3 separate regions of the Homo sapiens genome follow, and regions 1 and 2 are each linked to region 3. A link is a contact called in ENCODE Hi-C or POLR2A ChIA-PET data. All regions are on one chromosome and are shown on one strand. Each heading gives the region's core, a stretch centred on a gene start or an enhancer-like site at or near the end of the contact. The rest is flanking DNA. Distances are from core to core; before and after follow the strand shown.

Region 1 (3,739 bases), core at 723-3,222, 130 kb before region 3:
GTTTGAGCCCAGGAGGCTGAGGCTGCAGTGTGCTATAATCATGCCACTGTATTCCAGCCTGGGTGACAGAGTGAGACGCTGTCTCAAAAAAAAAAAAAAAAAGTTTGGTATTTAACACTTAAATTTGTTTTCTGCTGCCAGTAATGGAGATAATCTATTATCACTTTTTTTAGGGGTTTTTTTTTTTTTTTTTTTTTTTTTTGGAGATGGGGTCTTGCTCTGTTGCCCAGGATGGAGTGCAATGGCATGATTTTGGCATGATCACCTGCCTCCCGGATTCAGGTGATTCTCCTGCCTCAGCTTCCCAAGTAGCTGAGATTACAGTCACGTGCCACCACACCTGGCTAATTTTTGTATTTTTTGTAGAGATGGGGTTTTACCACATTGGCCAGGGTGGTCTCGAAGTCCTGACCTCAGGTGATCCACCCGCCTCAGCCTCCCAATCCAATCACCCTGGGATTACAGGGGTGAGCCACCGCACCCGTCCTTTAGTTACCTCTTAAAGTAAGTTGGGAAGGCCAGGCTCAGTGGCTCACATCTGTAATCCCAGCACTTTGGGAGGCTGAGGCAGGTGGATCACAAGGTCAGGAGATTGAGACCATACTGGATAACACGATGAAACCTCATCTCTACTAAAAATACAAAAAATTAGCAGGGCATGGTGGCATGTGCCTGTAGTCCCAGCTACTTGGGAGGCTGAAGCAGGAGAATTGCTTGAATCAGGGAGGTGGAGGTTGCAGTGAGATCATGCCATCGCACCCCAACCTGGGCGACAGAGCGAGACTCCGTCTTGCGGGAAAAAAAAGAAAAAAGTTGGGAAAGAGTTGATTTGTCCTGTTTTTCAAGGGAATAACTGTAGATTTCACTTTACTGAAATTAGTTAGAGACATTGTTATATTGACTGACAAGAGATTTCGTGGTACAATTTCCCACTGATCCATTAGGATTACAAAAAATTATCAGCTGTATGGGTGGCAAACACTTTTCTTCAGATTTTTCTTCAGTAAGATAAACCTCAATTCCAAGCATCACAGATTTTCTTGAAGCAGAAACTGTGCCTTACAAAAGTTTAGCACAGAAGCAGATGTTTTATGTAGTAGTGGAAGGGTTTAGAAATTGTTGTGTGGTCAGTTGTTTGGACTTCAGAATGCATTTCTCTATAAACATAAACAGGTTTTTTTTTGGCAAGTTCGTAAATGCTAGTTTGAATTTGTAATGTAGAGAAATACAGAAAGATCGTTCCTTTATTGCCCACCTTACAGATATGTGGACTTCCTTCCTTCCTTCCTTCCTTCCTTCCTTCCTTCCTTCCTTCCTTCCTTCCTCCCTCCCTCCCTCCCTCCCTCCCTTCCTTCCTTCCTTCCTTCCTTCTTTTTTTAAACTCCTCAGCTTGCTATTGACTGGTACCTCCTCTTCCCCCACAACAAAACAAAACTGAAAACCAGCCGACCTCCTCTGTGTGGAGATGGAGCTCTGCCTCTGCCCTCCTTTCAGAGGCCTCTGCCTCATCCTTTTCCATTTCCTATCCCACCTCTACCTCTTAACACGTCTCAGCCTGCTGTCTATTCTTTTTAGTTTTTGTTTTTAACTTTCTATTTGAAAATAATTTCAGACTTACAGAGAAGTTGAAAGAGTAGTTCAGGGAACTGCAGTATACCCTTCCCCCAGATCATGGAGGTAGTTAAAAAACCTCACGTTTTTACTGTTAAAATCATAGTATCGGTTTGAATCATGTTGGTTACCCATTGACTAGTTGTACGATCAGGTGACTTAATCTTTCAGAGTCCCACTGTCTTCACATGTAAGATGAGAATACTGATTCATTTGTTCCAGAGTCAAACCCAGGAATCCATACTCCTTTGAAGCACTTCTCAGGAGATTCTGATGGATGGCCAGCATTAGCAAATGAAGGCTTGTCCCCAACTCCAGTAACTAGTGTAAAAGTAGATCTGATCTTGTCCTTTGCAGCATGTGGAACTTCTTCTTTTTTCTTTTCTTTTTTTTTTTTTGAGACAGGGTCTCGCTTTGTCACCCACCTAGAGTACAGTGGCATGTTCAGGGCTCACTACAGCCTCGGCCTCTCTGTCTCAACCTCCTGAGTAGCTGGGACTACAGGCACGGGCCACCATGCCCTGCTAATTTTAAAATTTTTTGTAAAGACAGGGTCTCCTCCTTATGTTGCTTACGTTGAGGATGTGGAACTTCTGATGCAGTTCCAGGGTCTTTCATGTTTTTGAAACTTGAGTATGTTTACTTCAAAAATAGTTTTTGTGTTCTTCTATATTACTTAATTTCCTCCCTTCCCCAATACACAAATTAGGTATAATTTGTGTGCTTATATCCCTAATGCAGCTATAAAAGGCAGTTTATAAATTAATTTCAAACCAAACTACAAAACCAATAAAGTTCTGACTACCAACATTAATTTAATAGACTGGGCGATGATGTTGTGAAATAAGTAGCCGCTTGTGATGTAACTGTTACTGCTTCCTTATGGCCCATGTTCTTGGATGCTGGGATGGTGCCTGGTTTGTGTAGACGGCTGGATTCCTTGTAATGACTCGGTTTTCCTGTTGCTTTTCTTTCAGTTATTGCCACTCAGAAACCATCAGTGTAAATACAGCTTGCCATGAAGTGACTTTGCCTTTGTTTGGCATAAATGTGCCCTTGGCACATTGAGGCCATCTTGTTTATTTACCAGCTTGTGATAATTATGGTAGTACTACTTAGTTATATGTAAACTTAGAGCCAAAATCTTGTGCCTCTGAACTCTATTAATGAAGTTGTAAAACATGTAATTCCAAAAATGGATGTTAAAAATATTAAGGTATACATTGAAATGAAAAATAAAAGTGAGCCTCTCCTCTCCACCTCCCACTTCCAGTCATCTCTCGCTTCTGCCTGAGAGGCACTGTCAGCCAGCATCATTCTCACATCATGCCTCTGTACGTGTCTGTCCTCTTAGCTAGATTAAGAGAAGGGGCTGTGTTTCATTCACCTTTTTGTCCCCAGTGTCTGGAACAGCTCCTGGTTCAGAGAAATTGCCCCCTATCCATTGTATTGATAGTTTGTTTTAATTACAAGACAGAAAAGTCAGATTGATTTTTTTTTTAATCAGATGAAGAAATATTTCTTTTAAACCAATAAATTAAATGCATGGGACTGTTAACACAAAGGATAGCACTTAATACTGTCAAGAGAAAGATTGGCCAATACTAGCCAGAAAAATCTGCTGTGTGTAAGTTTTTTGGTTTTGTTTTTGTTTTTTAAAACGGAAGTGACTGTTGGGTGTCTCTCCACCTTGCTTTCTACCTCCCTTGTAAAGGAGAGGGGCACGAAACCAAACAAGTATTCCTGGCTATAGTTTTAGTAATTTTAGTGGGTAGACATCGGTATATAGCTCAAGTTTAGTTTTTTTTTTTTCTTTTTTTTTCCCCTGAACTATTGGAATTCTTATGGGCTTCTATAACTTATAAAACATATACATGCATATAAATTTTCCAGTGAACATAGCGTGAGGCTGTTTTATTATGTTTTCTTTTCCTTTTTTTTTTTTTGAGATGGAGTCTAACTCTTGTCACCAGGCTGGAGTGCAGTGGCGCAGTCTCAGCTCACTGCAGCGTTCACCTCCCAGGTTCAAGTGATTCTCCTGCCTCAGCCTCCCGAGTAGCTGGGACTACAGGCGCCCGCCACCACGCCTGGCTGATTTTTTTGTATTTTTAGTAGAGACGGGGTTTCA
Region 2 (4,201 bases), core at 49-2,548, 100 kb after region 3:
ATTTTGTGCTCCTCAGCCATAACTGCGAAGGTCCAGGTATGAAGATTAAGATGCTATTGCGTTGAACTCCAGAGATTCCAGAGATCAAAGATAGCCCAAATTTGCCCCCCTCACTTAAAAAAATCTAGATGGCTATTTCCTCTTAGTGCTTTAAACCATGATGGTCAAACGTTTTAGAGCAGCAGCACAGCAGAGTCTAAGGTTAAGGGCGTTAGACTTCATTGAAACTGAGCTTGGCCACATGGCTTCATCTCACTGTGCTTCAGTTGCCTCATTTGTAAAGCAGGGAAAATGAAGGTTTATCTATTTGGGAGTCTGTGAAGATAAAATATAAATAAAGATGAAGATAAAGTATATGTAAAAGATAAATATATATTAAGATATAAAAAGATATGGCTTAGCTTAGTTATTGTAGATTTCATAGTAAAATGTTGTTTGCTTGTTTGTAAATAAAGCTGCTGAGTGAGGATGCATTTTCAGTGGCTGCTGAGTGAGGAAGCATTTTCAGTGGCTGCTGAGTGAGGAAACATTTTCAGTGGCTGCTGAGTGAGGAAGCATTTTCAGTGGCTGCTGAGTGAGGAAGCATTTTCAGTGGCTGCTGAGTGAGGAAACATTTTCAGTGGCTGCTGAGTGAGGAAGCATTTTCAGTGGCTGCTGAGTGAGGAAGCATTTTCAGTGGCTGCTGAGCGAGGAAGCATTTTCAGTGGCTGCTGAGCGAGGAAGCATTTTCAGTGGCTGCTGAGCGAGGAAGCATTTTCAGTGGCTGCTGAGTGAGGAAGCATTTTCAGTGGCTTCCTAAGCCACCATTCCATGATACTCACCTTCAGAGCAGCCACTTCCAAACATCGGCATGTGGATTGCGTTTTCACTGGCCCATAAGAAATAAATGTAGCCATTTTTCCTAACAGTAAATGTAATCAAAGAACTTTTTCTGTTTACTTTTTTGGAGATAAAATGTCATTTCTTTTACAAAATAATGATGAGATCAGGAGGCAGTTACTTCTAATGACCTTACATGGCAAAATAAGAAAGTGGCAATTCGGTATCCATTTCTCAAAAGTTTTATCCTTTTAATTTCAGGTGAATTTTAATTCTCCAGAAATAATCATTTCATCAGATGTTTACTGAATACTTATTCAAGATGTTGTCTTAGACCTGTGGGGTACTCACAGATGAGATAGCACGTACTTTGGCAAGTTGGGTGGGCCCATGTATGGTTACAGCACAGGGAAGCCTGTCTGTGCCAGCACAGAGGCGGGAATGAAAAGATGTAGGAGTGAAACCTGTATGATGCCATCCAGTGGTGGGGGAGTGAAGTGAAGGGAAGGCTTCATGGAGAAGAAGGCAGCAAATGTGATGAATTGAGTCCTGAGTGATGAGGAGGACTACAGGGCCTGGACAGAGGAGGAGGTGGGGGTGGTATGGGGCTCAGGGGCTCACCCAGCAGGCAGGAGAGTGCTGAGGAACAGAAAACTGGCCATTGTGTTTGACATAAGCCAAAGGCCGTGAGGCGGGGGAATATGGTAGAAAGGAATATGGTAGAAAAGTCTTCCGGTAACACAGAGAAAGTCTCAGAAGAAGTAGTCAAGCAGCTGGGCCTTTGTTCCTTAGGCCCTGAGGAACCTTTGACCGTTTGGAGAAGAAGTGGCAAGGTACTAGCGGGGCTTTGGGAAGACTCACCTGGTCTGTGTGCAGCATGGGAGGGCCGGCCCAGGGAAGAGCTGTGGCAGGACCTCAGGTCCAGACGTCTGAGTGGAGGTGTGGGGCCAGGGTGGGATTAGCAAATGGCTGAGTTCATCCACCAGAACAACACAGAGCTTAGGAAATCTCATTACAGTGTTCAGTGTTGGCAGAAATCTTGAGCTATTGCAGTTCCTTTGCACTGTACAAATGGAGTGGTAAATGTAGTGGTAAAAAAAAAATTTTTTTTAACTGATTTTTTAAAATGTTATAAAAAGGTGCCTGGGTAAGGAACATCTTCATGAGTGTCTTAGACTGGCCCCACCTATTTACAAGTTAAAGCCACAAGACCTTCACGTACTTCCCTCCTTTCCCTTTGCCTTTCCCCAGAAGAGGATCTGGAGGTGGCACCGAGGGACTGCCTTGCCTGGAGGCAGCTGCCTCCTCACTGTGGGCTTCCTCGTGGGTGGCGGTTTAGATCAGAGCCCTTCGGCCTCTTGAACGTAGGAGGCTGAGATTTCAGAATTCCACTTCTCTGCGTGTGCCTTCAAGCAGATCATCATTCTCCCTGCTGCACTCAGAGACCACAGAGGTGATATTTAACGATTAGCAGCAGAGCCCGCTGACAGTGCCAGGCTCCTTTAGGGATTAGAGGATTCGGTTGGTTAACAAAAGAAGGAGCCCAGGAGAACAGTGCTTTAATTACCAGAGTTGTTACTGGAAGACAACCGGTTGCCTCCTGGAAAAAGATCTGTAGAAGGTGGCTGCTCCTGAATATCGCTGCTGGTTCTGCCCAGTGCCCGGCTTCTCACCTCAGATGTTCTGAACAGTTGTCAGATCCAGCCCTTGAATCGTTGGGGAGGGAAAGGAAAGAATGACTCGCATAGGATTCCATGCCAGGAAATGTTCCTGACTGCACTCGGCAGCAGCGTTGGAGCACTCCAGTTAGGGCAGCTCTTCAGGGGACAGCGTCGCATGCAGACTTCCTGGGACCGGCTCTCAGGGCCACAGCTCTTTCCTCATGGCCTGGGTCACTCTCTGGGCCCGGGTTTAGGAAGCAGCTCTACACCATGCTTCTTTCTCCCTCTCTGCCCTACATAATTTGAGGCCTTGTTTTTTATTATTTGTTGCTTGCTGGGATTTCTCCCTGAAAAAACATACCTTAAAAAAAAGTTTTAGATCTCTCCACTTCAGTAAGGAAGGGGTGGATTTCTTCATCCCCTTTACGTGGACCACCAAAGAAGGAGCCAGATGCTCACTGTGGGGCATTTTTTCAAACAAAAGTTTAAGCAGGGGAACAACATTCTGACTCTAATTGCACATTAGCACCGAGAGTTAAGGCATTGTGTAGAGATTATTTAGCTGCTCCTTCTGTATTCATGTTAAAATATTTGTTTAGCCATAGGAACAGATAATCTTGTGTCTTAAAGAATTAAAATGATTTCTTCTAAATGCTTACTTCTAAGACTCTGCGATGGGGTCAGGTGCGTACAAGGATGTGCACTCAGCAGCCCTGCCCCTGTTGGCTCCTGTCCCATCACGTAACTACAGTCTGCTCAGCTGACAGTGGTAGGTGGGCTTCGAAGACCTGTGAAATAGCTTCGGAAAGAAATTGTGTTTATAATCCTGTTATCCATGAGAAGCTTCCAGGCCTGCCTCCTCATCCCCCTTCTCTCCGACTGCCCCCTCCTTTTTAGTGGGCGATGCATGGCCCAGAAAGGGTGCCCATTGGAAACTTCGTTTGTGAAAAAGAAAGGAGCTGCAGCTGACCCTCACTAGTGGCACAAGGCCAGAGCCTGGGCATATGTGACGTTGCAGGGATCTGGTTTAGATGCCTGCCTGCCTGTATCTCCCCTCTGTCTGCATGGGCAAGGAGGCAGGAAACTGGTGTTCCAGGGCCTTCCTTAACATAGCCGTAAGGCCAGCAGTCCTCATCATTCTTTGCTGTTGGTCGTAAAACTGTGTTGTGACAGTGGAAGATTCTCACTGTTCTCTGTGAACTGAATCGAAAGGGGGTGCGCATACGGTTATTTACAAAGGACTGAGTCCTTCTTTGGCTTAATTTAAAACACACACACACACACACACACACACACACACACACGACCTGATGGTAGGTGGCAGGCTGCAGACACCCTGGATACCGTGTGTGGGAGTCTCCAGACCTCATCTTCTATTGCACTCCCTCCCCTTCCTCAGGGGAGTGTCCAGACTTCTTGGGTGATGTGGTAATAATGATATAATTACCAAAAAAAGTGGGACTCAATCTTGGGTGTACCCTTATGCTTCTAATATGGGACAGCAGAAACCATTGATTTAACCTTCTCCTGCCTCCATGTCAGCTTCTCAGAGGATCCTGTCTGAGCAGTTCATGCTGGGCTCGGGCAGAAGAGAAGCTGGGCCCCATACTGTTTGAAACAGGCATGCTTGCTACGAGTGAGCCTTTTATAGTCAAAATGCTTCCAGTGCCTTCTTCTTCAACAATCTCTTCTACTCTTTCACTCCCCCATGCCCCTAAAGA
Region 3 (3,610 bases), core at 66-2,565:
CAGTTTCATGTCACAAATTTTTTTCTGTTTTCAAGGCTATGAGGATGCCAGGAGTAAGTGAAAACATATTTTAGTTTCCATTTGTGGTCCTGAACCATTTCCACTTGTGGCCAGACATAGGTCTTTCTCAGCTGACAAATAATTATTGAGAAAAGCAGCATAAACAGTCTAGGTTCACGAATGTGCCAGGAGCTTTTCTCCCTGTGGCCAGAGTTAGACTCATTGTGGGTCCTCAAGCTGAGTCTTCTTAGTAGATTATTGACTGCGTCTGTGGAGTCCTCCTGCCCCGGCAAGCAGCCTACACCCTCCGCACCCTCCCTTTCTACTATTCTGTGGCTGATCTCGCATTTATAAAAAAAGAAGTCAGGCTGTAGACATGTTAACTATGTAAATGATTAATTATCCATAATTGCATTTAAAGACCTGTGGCATAAACTTCAGCTTTCACAGAGACTTGAAAATTAAGAGGCACAACCTTAATCCCTAAAGTGTAAGTGAAGCCTGTGCAGGAGCCATTCATTTAGTGTTTGGCGTGGGGAATGTGGCTTAATTCAATGGTTTTATTGTTTTTTTATTTTTCTAAATTAATGTATTAACATTATTACCATTTGTTTATTCCTTTTTAGAAGAATATTCTATAATATTTTGCCTTTGAAAAAATCTTTGTTAAGTGAAGGAATGTTGAATACTGGAAAGTTCCAAAAATGACCTACCTCAGCCTCTTCTGTGACAGCGAAAGAAGCGAAGGACGCAGGTCCGCCCTGCCTCGTGTAGCCTGTTTTTACTGCAATAATAGCACTGCTTATTTCTCCTAGAATAGTGTTTTTTATGTGGTTGTTGCTGTTCATAAAGCATAGGCAAGTTAATCATATTATACTGGTTGTTGATTTTCAAAACCTCCCCTGTGAATGCATTTTAGATTTTCCAGACTGAGCAAATGTCATCCCCATCAGCTTTCATTTAGCACTGTGAGTGTTTTCATGGATGGGGATTTTTTTGTTAGTTTGTTTACATGTGTGTCTTTCCTCTTTTCTGAGCTGCTGGCTCCCTCCTTTCCTCCACCCACCCTCATCCCCTAGCCCCAAGTTAAGAAAAGACAGTGTGCTTGCTTTGTCACTGCAGCGGAAAAAGTCCCCGTACCCATTGCTCCCACCAGATTGCCTGTCCTAAACTGCCCCAGTAGCAACATTCTAGGGTAGGGACATCTTCCTAGAACATGGGTTTATGTTAGAATCCTCATGCTGCTACTTGCTAGGGAAGTGGCCTAGAGAAACATACTGAACCTCTGGATTTCATTTCCTCATTTTTAGTACTCTGGCTGTGGAAGAGAGGTGTGTGGAATGATGAAATCATAAAGACCTAACACAGTTCCTAGCACACTGTGCACTGCTCAGCAAATGTTGCGACCCCCTCCTTTCTTCCATGTGACTCCAGGGCTGGCGCATAATTCCTGGAACATTGTAGTTTCAGAAAGTGATGGAAAGAGGGAGGGAAGATTGGTTCAATAACTATATTTCCTTCTGAAAATTAACTAGACCTTTCTCTCAAGCCCTACCCTCTGCAGTTAAATTCTTTGTCTTTTCCATTATCCCTGAATTTTGCTCCCGTAAGACCATTCAGACAAATTTTAGCCTCTCTGGTACCTAATAGCATTATTTGAAATGATAATGGCCAAATAAAAATAAATATTGTGCTCTTAGTTTCAATTCTAGTTTTTTAACATTTACATGTTTCATATATATTGACTTGGCACTAGGTTATCGATGATGGAGGTATAAATGAAAATGTATTGACATTTGTGAATTATGGTTATAAGAAATTTTTCTTTTCTTTTTTTTTTTTTCTCTTGAGACAGAGTCTCACTCTTTTCGCCCAGGCTAGAGTGCAGTGGCGTGATCTCGGCTCACTGCAACTTCCGCCTCCTGGGTTCAAGAGATTCTTCTGCCTCAGCCTCCTGAGTAGCTGAGATTATGGGCACACACTACCATGCCCGGCTAATTTTTGTATTTCTTTTTAGTAGAGACAGGGTTTCACCATGTTGGCCAGGCTGGTCTCAAACTCCTGACCTCAAGTGACCTGCCCACCTTGGTCTCTCAAAGTGCTGGGATTACAGGTGTGAGCCACCACGCCCAGCCAAGAATTTTTTTTTTTTTTTTTAAGACAGAATCTCGCTCTGTCACCCAGGCTGGCGTGCAGTGGCGCGGTCTCGGCTAACTGCAACCTCCGCCTCCCAGGTTTAAGCGATTCTCCTGCCTCAGCCTCCCAAGTAGCTGGGATTACAGGTGCGCGCCACCACACCCGGCTAATTTTTGTGTTTTTGGTAGAGACAGGGTTTCACCGTGTTGGCCAGGCTGGTCTTGAACTCCTGACCTCAAGAGATCTGCCCACTTCAGCCTCCCAAAGTTCTGGGATTACAGGTGTAAGCCACTGCACGTGGCTAAGAAATTTTTAAATTTTGTTTTGAACATATTTCGGCAAGGTCTTTCTCACTTATCTTAATAGTCGAAATAATTAATTAAAACTATATGAAGAATTTTAAGATTTATTCCAAATACTTTTTTCCTTTCTCAGTTATTTTGACAGTTTCTTGTGATGTATAAACAGATATTTTGCATAGCAAAAGACTTTGATATCTAATATTGTTCTTCATGGACTGGAATTATTTAATTAGCCTGAATGCAGTCTAACTTAAGTAGGCTTTTTATATAGTTATTATAATGGCTATATTTGAAAAGTATGCTTTGGCATAGTAGAAACTGCCAGATGCAATGCCATTTGATCTAAAAAGGTCACGGGAAAAGGGACATTTAAATTAAGTTATAAATTACAATTGAAGAACAATATTTTGATGTGTGAGACCAGAGATGTCAGAGCAGGGAGATGTAATTCATGGGTTCATTATAGAACAGAGGTGCCTGACAGCTGAGCCATGCCAAAAGGAAAATTTATTTGCAACATCACGCAGACAGAAAATGGTAGCTAAGATGAGAAGCCAGAATAGAAACTTGAAACCTTGTGGTAATACGCAGAGTTTATGCTAATAAGACTGCCTGAGATCCAGAGATGTTTAATGACTGCTGTAATATTAATGAGGTGCTTGGACATGTGCACATTTTCAATCTTATAAAAATTAAGGCCTCATCCTTGCTCTATAAAATAACATGCTTTATAACCATGCGTTAAGGTGGATTCTCTCACCTCTCTGTGCAACATACAGATTTGCTGGAATTTCAGAATTGTTTAGGCAAGAGAATTAAAGCTTTAAACAAGATTTTTATCCATGGTAGCTTTGAGGAAGGATATAATTTAATGTTTATAGCAATCCATGAGAAGTTCAATCATGAGTTAATTAAACTGTAGGCAGTCATTAAGTATTATTTATTCTTTCGAGAAGCTTGCCAGTAAAGCACTTATATATATTAAATTATAGAAAGTAAGCATGGAATGATTTGTCAGGCAGAGTGAGAGTAGCAGATTTAACTTGGGCAATTATGCAGAAATGTTTTTCTTGTAGCATGATCCTTTCTTTCTGCTAATCAGGAGGAGGTCAGAGGCTGTAGTAAGACAATTGCAGATGTGTAGTGACTACCGGCATTGTTGGCTCTATTGA

The links. Hi-C counts contacts between places; a loop is a spot of excess contacts on that map. ChIA-PET counts read pairs that join two places held with the same protein, here RNA polymerase II (POLR2A). Pooled maps may share reads with other maps.
Region 1: a map with no recorded cell type shows a loop between it and region 3 (7-fold over the local background). The contact joins two enhancer-like sites. A Hi-C loop is called at or near these places in 1 of 168 maps with a recorded cell type or tissue (A673), 5 of 37 single-sample maps with no recorded cell type and 11 of 50 pooled maps. POLR2A ChIA-PET finds 5 or more read pairs at or near these places in 4 of 52 experiments (GM12878, Panc1, WTC11 and 1 more).
Region 2: a loop to region 3 is called in a pooled map, with 2.4 times the contacts of the local background. The contact joins two enhancer-like sites. A Hi-C loop is called at or near these places in 5 of 50 pooled maps. POLR2A ChIA-PET finds 5 or more read pairs at or near these places in 5 of 52 experiments (BJ, activated CD8-positive, alpha-beta T cell, activated T-cell and 1 more).

What each region holds. Positions count from the first base shown.
Region 1 is chr1:8,602,209-8,605,947 of GRCh38, reverse strand. All of the region lies in intron 4 of RERE (arginine-glutamic acid dipeptide repeats), which reads left to right. Among named protein-coding and RNA genes, the nearest start is that of SNORD128, 110 kb to the right of the region's middle. RefSeq lists enhancers at 1,419-1,558, 1,869-1,968. Within about 2 kb of position 1,972, at least 5 of the 41 ENCODE cell types and tissues checked have a DNase peak (open chromatin) inside an H3K27ac peak, as active enhancers do.
Region 2 is chr1:8,372,091-8,376,291 of GRCh38, reverse strand. The region is part of intron 12 of RERE (arginine-glutamic acid dipeptide repeats); the gene reads left to right. Among named protein-coding and RNA genes, the nearest start is that of RERE-AS1, 50 kb to the left of the region's middle. RefSeq lists an enhancer at 1,929-2,621 and a silencer at 2,489-2,783. Within about 2 kb of position 1,298, at least 31 of the 41 ENCODE cell types and tissues checked have a DNase peak (open chromatin) inside an H3K27ac peak, as active enhancers do.
Region 3 is chr1:8,473,921-8,477,530 of GRCh38, reverse strand. The region is part of intron 10 of RERE (arginine-glutamic acid dipeptide repeats); the gene reads left to right. Among named protein-coding and RNA genes, the nearest start is that of SNORD128, 19 kb to the left of the region's middle. Within about 2 kb of position 1,315, at least 3 of the 41 ENCODE cell types and tissues checked have a DNase peak (open chromatin) inside an H3K27ac peak, as active enhancers do.